2 separate regions of the Homo sapiens genome follow, and region 2 is linked to region 1. A link is a contact called in ENCODE Hi-C data. All regions are on one chromosome and are shown on one strand. The core of a region is the stretch at or near the end of the contact, and the rest is flanking DNA. Distances in the headings are between cores, read along the strand shown.

What was found. Hi-C counts contacts between places; a loop is a spot of excess contacts on that map. Pooled maps may share reads with other maps.
Region 2: a loop to region 1 is called in a pooled map, with 3 times the contacts of the local background. The contact joins the enhancer-like site here to the promoter of CRY1 in region 1. A Hi-C loop is called at or near these places in 1 of 168 maps with a recorded cell type or tissue (CD4-positive, alpha-beta memory T cell), 1 of 37 single-sample maps with no recorded cell type and 14 of 50 pooled maps.

The regions. Positions count from the first base shown.
Region 1 is chr12:107,091,160-107,096,682 of GRCh38, reverse strand. CRY1 (cryptochrome circadian regulator 1) reads left to right here and starts at 3,134. Exons shown (of 13, transcript NM_004075.5): 1 at 3,134-3,879. The coding sequence starts at 3,722. RefSeq lists silencers at 2,663-2,742, 3,073-3,302 and an enhancer at 2,843-2,992.
Region 2 is chr12:106,838,099-106,843,480 of GRCh38, reverse strand. RIC8B (RIC8 guanine nucleotide exchange factor B) reads right to left here. Exons shown (of 10, transcript NM_001330145.2): 5 at 664-892. Among named protein-coding and RNA genes, the nearest start is that of RIC8B, 66 kb to the right of the region's middle. Within about 2 kb of position 3,125, at least 7 of the 41 ENCODE cell types and tissues checked have a DNase peak (open chromatin) inside an H3K27ac peak, as active enhancers do.

The DNA.
Region 1 (5,523 bases), core at 1,885-4,384:
TTCCTCCTAGGCCTCTGGGTCTGTGATGGGAGGGGCTGCTGTGAAGACCTCTGACATGCCCTGGAGACGTTTTCCCCATTGTCTTGGAGAATAACATTTGGCTCCAAATTACTTAGGCAAATTTCTGCAGCTGGTCTGAATTTCTCCTCAGAAAATAGGTTTTTCTTTCTTATCACATTGTCAGGCTGCAAATTTTCCAAACTTTTATGCTCTGCTTCCCTTTTAAACATAAGTTCCAATTCCAAGCCATATTATTTGTGAATATATAAAACTGAATACTTTTAACAGCACCCAAGACACCTCTTGAATGCTTTGCTGCTTTGAAATTTCTTCTGCCAGATACCCTAAATCATCTCTCTCAAGTTCAAAGTTTCACAGATCTCTTTGCTAAAACATAGCAAAAGTCACCTTTATTCTAGTTCCCAAAAAGATCATCTCCATCTGGGACCACCTCAGCCTGGACTTCATTGTCCATATCCCTATCAGTAATTTAGTCAAAGCCATTCAACAAGTCTCCAGGAAGTTCCAAACTTCCCCACATTTTCCTGTCTTCCTATGAGCCCTCCAAACCATTCCAACCTCTGCCTGTTACCCAGTTCCAAAGGTGCTTCCATATTTTTGGGTATCCTTATAGCAGCACCTCCCAGTAGCAATTTACTATATTAGTCTGTTCTCATGCTGCTAATAAAGACACACTCAAGACTGGGTAATTTATAAAGGAAAGAAGTTTAATTGACTCACTGTTCAGCATGGCTGGGGAGGCCTCAGAAAACTGATCATCATGCTAGAAGGGGAAGCCAACACAACCTTCTTCACATAGAGGCAGGAAGGAGAAGTGCTAAGCAAAAGGGGGAAAAGCCCCCTATAAAACCATCAGATCTTGTGAGAACTCACTCACTATCATGAGAACAGCATGAAGGTAACTGCCCCCATGATTAAATTACCTCCTACCGGGTCCCTCCTACAACACGTGTGGATTATGGGAACTACAATTGAAGATGAGATTTGTGTGGGGACACAGCCAAACCATATCATTCATATATATAATTTTAAAAGTATTCTTACAGAACCAAAGAAAGGCTGATATATACTTCTTGTGGCAACAGAAGCAGAAGTAGGGAAGACTATTCAGACAGATTGGCTCTCTAGAGTATTGAATTTACTTTATTGCTGCACTAGTTTGCTAGGGCTGCTGTAAAAAAGCACCACAAATTGGGAGGCTTAGAACAATAGGAACTAACTGTCTCGCAGTTCTAGAGGCCAGAAGTTCAAAATCAAGGTGTCAGCAGTGCGACAGTCCTGTGAAGGTGCTAAGAAAGGATCTGTTCCAGGTCTTTCTCCTAGCTTCCAGTAGTTCCTTGGCTTGTGGCAGCACAGTTCCAATCTTTACATGGTATTTTCCCTGTATGTATATGTATTTCTGTGTCTAAATTTCTCCACTATATGAGGCCACCAATCACACTGGATTAGGGTGCACCCTAATGACCTCATCTTAACTTGAGCATGTACAAAGACCTTATTTCCAAATAAGGCCACATTTATAGTCATTGAGAGTTATATGATTTTGGGGACACACAATTCAACCAATAAGAATTGCCATCTCCTTCTTTCTTTTAACTTTGCCAAACACACTGGTGGCCAACAGCACTCACTCACTCACTCATTCATTCATTAAATAAGCATTTGCCTATGTCAGGCTCTGTTCTGGTGTTGATGCAAAAAATAAAAACAAAAGAAAACTGAATACAGACCCAGTCCTTGAGAAATCACACTTCAGAGGGAATCAGAGGCACATTATTATGATAATAAGTACTATTACTGAGTTGGTATTGCTAGGAATGGGCACTTTTCAACTAATTTTCACGGTAGTGTGAAAAGTGATGTAACAGAAACATACTTGGAGAACCCAGGGAGGTCCTAAATTTGCCCTAGGGATCAGGAATACTTTCAGAAATTAGTTATTATTTCATCTGAGTCTAAAGGGATGCGTAGAAATATCCTAGGTAGCTCAAAGGTGGTAATATTGAGTACTGGATTCCAAAGAAGAGTATTTTATAGAGGAAAAAACAGCAAAGGTTAAGAGACAAATTGTAAACCCCAGGAGGGGTGGGGTTTTAGTCTGTTTTATTAAGTATCTCCTGTATCTCTAGTGCTTTGAACAGTGCCTAGTTCATTCAAAAAGTAATCATTGAATGAATTTAAGGGCATCATATATCTAAGGGATGCCATGGCCTGCAGTTCACTGTCGCTGGAAAAGTAGACAAACGTCCAGTTTCAAAGAGACCGGTAAACTACATTAAATGTAAGAGACGAGGGGTGAAAGGTTGATGATATATATCGCTAGTATTAAAAAAATTCCAGGAAGTCCAGGAATGCCTGGCATCCGTCCTGCCAATTACCCTTTTCCCCAGAGTATGTACAAGGGGGAGGAGGCACCCAAGGGCCAGGAGAGTGGAGGGGCACAGCTCCACAATCTCCAAAGTAGGGTTCTCTGGCCAAAGCAGGATTGAAGCACATGGTTTGGACTTGAAATGTACGTGGAGCCTCCCACTCTCCTCCTTCCACTCCATCCTCCCCTCACTCTCCGCCCGACTCCACCACTGGCTCCTGAAGGAAACCGGACAATTTCCAGGCCCTCCCCAAATCCCACGGGAGGAATCGCCGAGCGCGCTCCTGCCCGCCGGCCCCGCCCCCTTACCCTCTGGAACGCAGCGAGAGCGCACGCGCGCCTAACGGAGCAGCGCGCGCGCCCGCAAGCTCCCCGCATCCCCGTGCTCATCCGGGTCTCAGCGAGCCTCGGCCAATGGTGGCCGCTCATGGCCCTTGGGGGCGGGGCTAAGCCTTCCCTCACAAGGGGCCTGTGGTCAACGCGATTTGCTTCCAAGGGACGGCCACCAGTCGGCACAGGAAAGGGGCAGAGGCAGTGAGTTCAGCGTGTGGACGAGGGTCAACAAGTTTGGGATCAAGCGGCTGCCGCTCCTCCAAAAGCGACCGAAGCGCGAGCAGATTACCCCTCCGAGCCAGTGTAGTAAACACACTTCAGAAACGTGAGGTGCCGGTGGTCACGAGGGGAGCGCGCCCTCCAATGAGGAGCCGGGGGCGGGGCCGAGGCCGCTGACGCGGCGGCGGCGGCAGAGTCACCCGGGCAGCCTCGGGACCGGTCACCGGCCGGCAACCGTCCAGCGGCCTCGACCACCGCCTCTAGCCTCCGTTCCCGGTCCTTTCTCCCGGGCCGAGAGACAGCGTCGCCGACAGGGGCTCATTCCCCTCCGGTTCTCCTCGGTGACTCACCTCGGGCGGGCCGTTTTGTCTTTAGGGGCCGCCTTGGTGGGGCGAGGTTTCCGTGACGAATCTCCTGGGGCCGTCCGTGCCGGCTCGGGCCGTCGTGGCGGCTCGAGCTCCTGGAACTTGCTCAGGCTCCGGAGGTCCGAGGCCCTCGAAGTTATGCGTCGCCTCCAGGCGGTTGCGGCGGGCGCGGGCTCCTAAAGGGCGTCACACCCGGACTCCGCCGACTAGGCAACCTCCATTCATCTTTCCACTGCGCCTCCGGCGCCCCCGCCTTCTCCGGTCCCCTCCTCGGAGTCATTTTTTCCTGTTCCCCCTCTGCCGCCCTTTCCTCACGCCCCGGGTGAGGCAATTCTCTTGGAAGCGAAGGTGTCGGCTATGAGCCGGAGCCTCCTTCCTTGAATTTCTCCGTGGAGGACCCGCCGCGCCCCCCGGCATGGGGGTGAACGCCGTGCACTGGTTCCGAAAGGGGCTCCGGCTCCACGACAACCCCGCCCTGAAGGAGTGCATTCAGGGCGCCGACACCATCCGCTGCGTCTACATCCTGGACCCCTGGTTCGCCGGCTCCTCCAATGTGGGCATCAACAGGTGGCGGTGAGTCACAAGCCCGTGGGAAATGGATTTGGGTGTTTAATGAGTCTGATGTTAATGAATTCCATGCGATCCGCCAAATCTGTGAATTTAGACGTGGGACTGTCTTGCTTATACCGCTTACGAATTTTAGGTGCCCTAAGTATTAAATAGAATTGACTTAATACTTCTCTGGCCAAAGAGTACTGACGACCTGAAACACTCGGTCTTCATCAGTGAGTTATGTGTCTTTCTGTGCTAACTGGAGCTCCTCCCCTGAATTTGTGGAGAATTCTTAGTGCTGGAGTTAAAGAAACACCTTTCCTGTCCTTAGTGGCCATTGTATATGGATTCCCTTGGCCTTTTTGTGGCATTCGGAAGGATTGTGATGTTTCCTGTTTACGTTTGTGTCTAGGTAACTCATAGTATGGAGAAAAATCATTCATTCAGTACAGCAGGCTCCAGATCCAGTGTTCTTCCACCTTGAGGTTACTGTGGGAAAAGCAAGGGAAACAGCATTATCTGGTTTCTCTGCTCGGTTCTTTTTCTCAACTCCTCCTTGTGGTTGCCGAGACAAAGCACAGTTTTTCTTTCTAGGCAAGTTGTAGTCCTTCTAGGGATCAGAGCACTGAAAGAAATCTTAGAGATGCTTTATGATCTTTTCCTGAAACACCAGGCTACATGATTGTTAGGCCCCCTGGTGGAAATAAAAGCATAGCTCAACAGATAGACTCTTGATCACTTAGCATGTGCCAGGCACTGATTTAAATGCTAGGGATATAGCAGTGAGTGAAAGACAGAAAGTCATGTCTTCAAGCAGAAAGTAAAATATGTAGTATTTTAGGTGGTGATAAGTATTGTGGAAAAAAATAGAGCAGAGTAAAGGGATAAAGAATACAAGGGTAGGGATGGGGTTGCAATTTTAAGTATGATCGGGGGAAAAGTCACAGAGAAGGTGACACTTGAGCAGACCTGAAGGAGGTGGTGGGATGCAGATATCTAAGGGAAGACCATTCCAGGCAAAGGGAAGAGTAAGGGAAAAGGCAGAAATATGCTTGACCTTTGGAAGGAACAGCAGAAGAATCCAGTATGTCTGGAGCAGAATAAGTGAGGGAAAAATAGTAGACGATGAGGTCAGAGTTGACTTAGGGCCAGATTGAAGAGAGCCTTATAAGCAGTTTTCAAGATTTGGGTTTTTACTTAGTGAAATGGGAATAACTGCAGGATTATGAGCAGAGAAGTAATGTGATCTGACATAAGTTTGGAAAAGAATTTTTCTGCTTGTGGTTCTGAATTGGGGAGTGGAGGTGGACAAGAAGCAGGAAGTCCAATTAAGAAGCTGTTGGCATTCATCCAGGTGAGAGATGATAACGGCTTGAATCATAGTAATAATCGTGGACGTGGTGAGAAATAAACAGATGCTGGTTATATTCTGAAGGCAAAATACAGGGTATTTGTTGGCAGATTGGATATGTAGTGAGAGAGAAAGAAAAGGAGTTAGGCTGGGCGCGGTGGCTCATCCCTGTAATCCCAGCACTTTGGGAGGCTGAGGCCAGGAGTTCGAGACCAGCCTGGCCATCGTGGCAAAACCCTGTCTCTATTAATACTGAAAATATAAAAATTAGGTGAGCATGGTGGCGCATGCCTGTTATCTCAGCCACTCAGGAG
Region 2 (5,382 bases), core at 1,876-4,375, 250 kb after region 1:
TATGTTACCTAAGCTTACAAACTATTTTAAAAATTCTTTTCCTAAAAACATTTCCATTTTATCATCTTCATGTTTACTATTGCCTTTTTTGGTCCTTCCTGGATGTTCCTACATTTTCTAGGATTCCCATGGGCTTAGCCAAAGGGCTTGAATGAAGCAAAATTTTGGTGACTGGACTATGCTACCTTGCTGCCTTTTAATACAGATACCTGACAAAGTGAGTGATAGACCAGAGAATGTATAAACAGCTCACAACAAATGGGAAATTGACAAGGTCTTCTTTTTTCTTTTTTTTGGGAAGATGTCTTTTAGGTATTATGAAGAGTATTTAGCAAGTTTTTGGGGGGATATTTTTTATTTCTAGGACTCACAAAGTAACAAAATGGAACAGTAATTACTTTTTCCTTTGTTTTCAAGCACTAGTCATAATTTTGGTGTTGCATGAACATAATTTTCAGCATTAAACAAATAAATTAACATGGCTTCAGCAATTTATCATATATTGTAATAAACTGCTTTCCAAAGTAAAAACAATTATGCAGCACATCAGTCAGAAAAAAAGCTTAGATTTAAAAATCATGCTCTGTGATGTGTGTCTGTATGTATGGCACATTTACATTCTTTGGAAGCATCTTCCCAGGGCTTCCATTTTATCAGCCTTACCTTGTCTATTCTCTTCTCCATAAAATTCAGTAAAACATGAATGGCCTCCATATTCATACCATTGTATACCATGGTATTGTTTTTCAAAACTGTTTCTTTCTCAGCTGTTTTATTACTGGGCAGTTCATCTAGAGTCGTTGCCTCTTGGGCTGTTTCTTCATGGGTTAACGGACAAATGAGAACATCCAAACAAGAGACTGGAACATTGCTTAAAAGGTTGACTGCATTGCTGAAAAGCAATTAAAAAAATACAATATTTTAACTTGATTGAATAGTCCTTTAAAATGCAAACATAATAAGAAGTTCAAAAGTGACTTTTAAGAGTCAATTAAAATATTTCTTTTCCAAAAATGAGCCATTATGGACACTTGACACTTACTATGAGATAGGAAATAAAAAACTGTTTCAAATATATGTTGTACAAATTAGAAAAAAAACAAATGTTGAATAGACAGACACAATCACATGATGTCATGTCACTTTCTGAAATGCTAAAATAGGAATTAGTGAGCTTTAATGCCAGCTCCTTAATTTTATTATGGCAACAATGCTAGCTTTGCATTTCTTCCCTGGGATTTTAAATCCTTTTGTGGATCCACTGGTGTTTTATTATTCCTTAGATTACAACATAAAGCATTTGAGAAACACTGAAAATAAGCAGCTTATCAGTAGCAACAACAATAAACCAAATATGGTAGAATTAAGTTTTATTCTTTCTAAATGTAGAAAATACAATTTAAAAATCATCCCAATTTTTGTAAGACATATGCAGAAAAAGGGAAATGGAGTTTTTTCTCTCTTTCTTATCATCAGGTCTCTAAATGAAGTTAATATAGCTATTTCTAATCTCTAGCCCCTAGGCCTTTCAGCTGTGTATTAATGAATACACGAGACTGGGATGCACACCAGTAGGGGGAACCCAAACCTTATATTTTTGGCATTCCCTAAAAACCTTGTTCTGTTGTTCAGTGTACAAAAGATTAAAATGACACTAACAATTTCAAAATTAGATATGTTCTCAACAAACATATTTTCTTCCATGAGTTATTTCATATTCTTTCATCTAAAAGGAGTGGTGGTGTTCTGGGCTAACTGGCTCTTATATGCCTGTGCCTTAGAACTTCCTGATCAACAATGGAAAGACAGGCATTTTATTTCCTAGTGACAGAGAAGCAGATCTAAAAATAACCACATCCTGACTAAAAATAAACTCCTGCAAATGCAATTTAAAAGTCCAACCACTTGGAAACCAAATTTAGAGCTTAATCTATCTGATACTATCTTAATTTAGACCAGTAGCTCCTTCTACTTTAGATTATAGTGACACCCTAAAAAATAAAGCAAAACAAACAGAAAAACAAAGAAATAGAAATACAAAAATTTTTCTTTCCTCTACCCTGAATTGTGCTCCACTTCCCCAAGAATGAATATTTCCTTTCTTTTTATATTATGGAAAAATAAAAACCAGTAACAAGTCAGTTGAAAAGTTAGACAATGCAGAACAGAAAGTGGTAATGTATAGGGCATCAAAAAAATGAATCAAGAGCAAAAAATAATTTAACAAGTCATATGAATAAATGGTTCCTAGTAAAATACAAGTTATTTGATTGCCCTCACTAAAACCAAATACTGCTGCTGCTACTGGTGTTATGCACAAAATCTCTATATTTGGTTATTGGTAAATAATCAAAGGTGGCTGAAATATAAGCTTTCCCCAAAACTTTCTCTTAAAACTTTTTTTTGCAAATATCTGTAGTTTATCTTATCTATAGTTCAGAACGTTTTGCTTCTATCTTAAGCACTTAGAAATTGTTACTAAATAATACCATAGATTCATTGAGAATAAAAGGGGGGAAATAACTCTACCTTAGAATTATTTTCAAAAACTGTATACAAGCCATTCTGAAATGTTATGATTTTTTCCCTAAACATCAGGCAATAGGCTCTTAAATACACTGACCGTATGATGCTCTGAACCTACCAGAGACCAGATTGAAAAGTTTCAGATGGGTCATTTCATTACAAAGGAATGTTTCCCCTTTAAATTCGTTTAAAGTAAGCAGTTTCCAGGAATTCAGTAAATTTAAGAAACCAAATGTAGAGTTTGATTCAACAAATATTTGGAGGTTTTAGGCTTTTCAAGAAAAGTTCCCATTTTCTTATTTCTTATTTAACAACTTGGTTTCCAAACAACTACAAAATTAATTTTTCTGGCTCACTGTGTTTGAGCTATTCTTTTTAAGTAAGGAAGGCCAGCTTTTTGAGCTCTGTCACTTCTCTGACAGTTTTATTTGTGGTAGAAGAGTGTATGAAATTCTCCAGCTACCAGGAAGTCAGTGACTATGCACAGATCTGCACAATAGTGTTTGCATTCCTACTCCAGGGGGTAGAAATACTGTGTATATTACACTCCCCTTTTCAGCTTCCTAGAGATCATTAATCACTGAGACATGACATCCTCCCGCTCATGCTCCCAGCCCCCTCCTGATATGCAGATTCAAAAGCAAGACCTATTTAGAACTCCTTAATGCCCTGATTAAAGCCTTGTCAGTTGTGGGAGAGGAAAGGCAATCTAAAATCTAGTCCTCTGTGAATCGCTGGACAAAAACATGAAATTACACTGAAGAACATGATATGGCACACGTAGATCCATAGCTGTTAATAAATCTTGCTGGTCAAATGTATCTTCTTTATATTTGGGGCTTACATATCTTTTTTCAAGGCTGTAAAGTCTATGTAAACGAATCTTAAAATCTCCAAAAGATTTTCCTTTTGCCCTCTTTATTCATTAAAAAAAATTGTTTTTGAGATAGAGTCTCTTGCCCAGGCCAGAGTGCAGTGGCATGATCATGGCTCACTGCAGCCTTGACTTCCCGGGCTCAAATGATCCTCCCACCTCAGCCTCCTGAGTAGCTGGGACCACACGCACACGCCACCATGCCCCTTGCTAATTTTTTAATTTTTAGTAGAGACAAGGTCTCACTATGCTCCCCAAGCTGGTCTCAAACTCCTGGGCTCAAGCAATCTTCCTGCCATGGCTTCCCAAAGTGCTGGAATTACAGGCGTGAGCCACTGCACCCAAACCCCTCAAAATCTTTGAAAAGTATTTTTTTCTTTTGTGGTAAGAGCACTTAACGTAAGACCTATTCCCTTAGCAACATTCTAAGTATACAATACAGTATTGCTAACTATAGGCTCTGCTACACAGGAGATCTCCAGACCTTATCTTGCATAACTAAAACTTTGTATCTTTTGACTGACACCTCCCCATTTACTCCTCTCCCCAGCCCCAGATAACCACTATTCTACTATCTAGTTCTACAAGCTTCACTATTTTAAACTCCTCATAAAAGTGGGATCATGGAGTATTTGTCCTGTGCCTGGTTTATTTCACTTATCATAATGCCCTCCAGATCCACCCATGTTGTTCCAAGTGATGGGATTTCCTTCTTTTTTTAAAGGCTGAATAATACTCTACTGATTCTGCTCTGTGTGTGTATACATATATACGCACATTTTATCCATTCATCTGACTGATAGACATTTAGGTTGTTTCAGTATCTTGGCTATTGTGAACAGTGCTGTAAGGACCATGTGATGAAAATGCAGATATCTCTGTGAAACAGTGATTTTATTTCCTTTGGATATACTCCCAGAAGCGTGATTGCTGAATCAAATAATTCTATTTTTCATCTTTTGAGAAAACTCCACACTGTTTTCCATAATGGCTATACTAATTTACATTCCCACCAACAGTGTAAAAAGATTTCCTTTTCTTCACATCCTTACCATCGATTATCTTTTGTTTTTTGAGGTTTTTTTTTTTTTTTTGGAATAACCCTTCTAACAAGGTATGAGGTGATACTGAGGTTTTGATTTGCATTAGTGATGTTAAGTACCTTTTCATGTACCTGTTGTCTGTTTGCATGTCTTCGTTGGTTAAATGTCTATTCAGGTTCTTTGCCCATTTTAAAATCAGGTTTTTTTTTTGGCTATTAAGAGTTTTTTAATAGGTTTTAGATATTAACCTCTTGAGGTATATGGATTGAAAATACTTTCTCCCATTTCTTAAGCTGCCTTTTCATTTTGTTGACTGTTTCCTTTGCTGTGCAGAAGTTTTCTAGTTTCATGTAATTCTACTTGTCTATATTTGCTTTTGTTGCCTGTGCTTTTGGTGTCATACCCAAGAAATCATTGCCAAGACCAATGTCCGTAAGCTTTTTCTCTCACGTCTCCTGCTCCTGCTCCTCCTGCTCCTCCTCCCTCTTTTTTTTTTTTTTTTGACAGGGTATTGTTCTGTTGCTTAGGTTAGAATGCAGTAGTGTGATCACAGCTCATTACAGCCTCAACCTCTCAAGTTCAAGTGATCCTCCCACCTGAGCCTCCGGAGTAGCTGAGACTACAGGTGTGTCACCATGCCTGGCTAATTTAAGTGTTCTTCTAAGAGTTTTATTGTTTTAGGTTTTACATTTAAGTCTTTAATCTATTTTGAGTTGATTTTTGTGTATGATGTGAGATAAGGATTCAATTTCATTCTTTTAGTGAAATCCAGTCTTCCCAAAACCATTTATTGAAGAGACTATTTTTTTCCCCATTGTGTATTCTTGGCACCCTTGTTGAAGATAACTATATATGCATGAGTTTATTTCTGGACTCTTTCTTTTGTTCTTTTGGTCAATATGTCTGTTTTATGCCAATACAAAAACTGTTTTGATGACA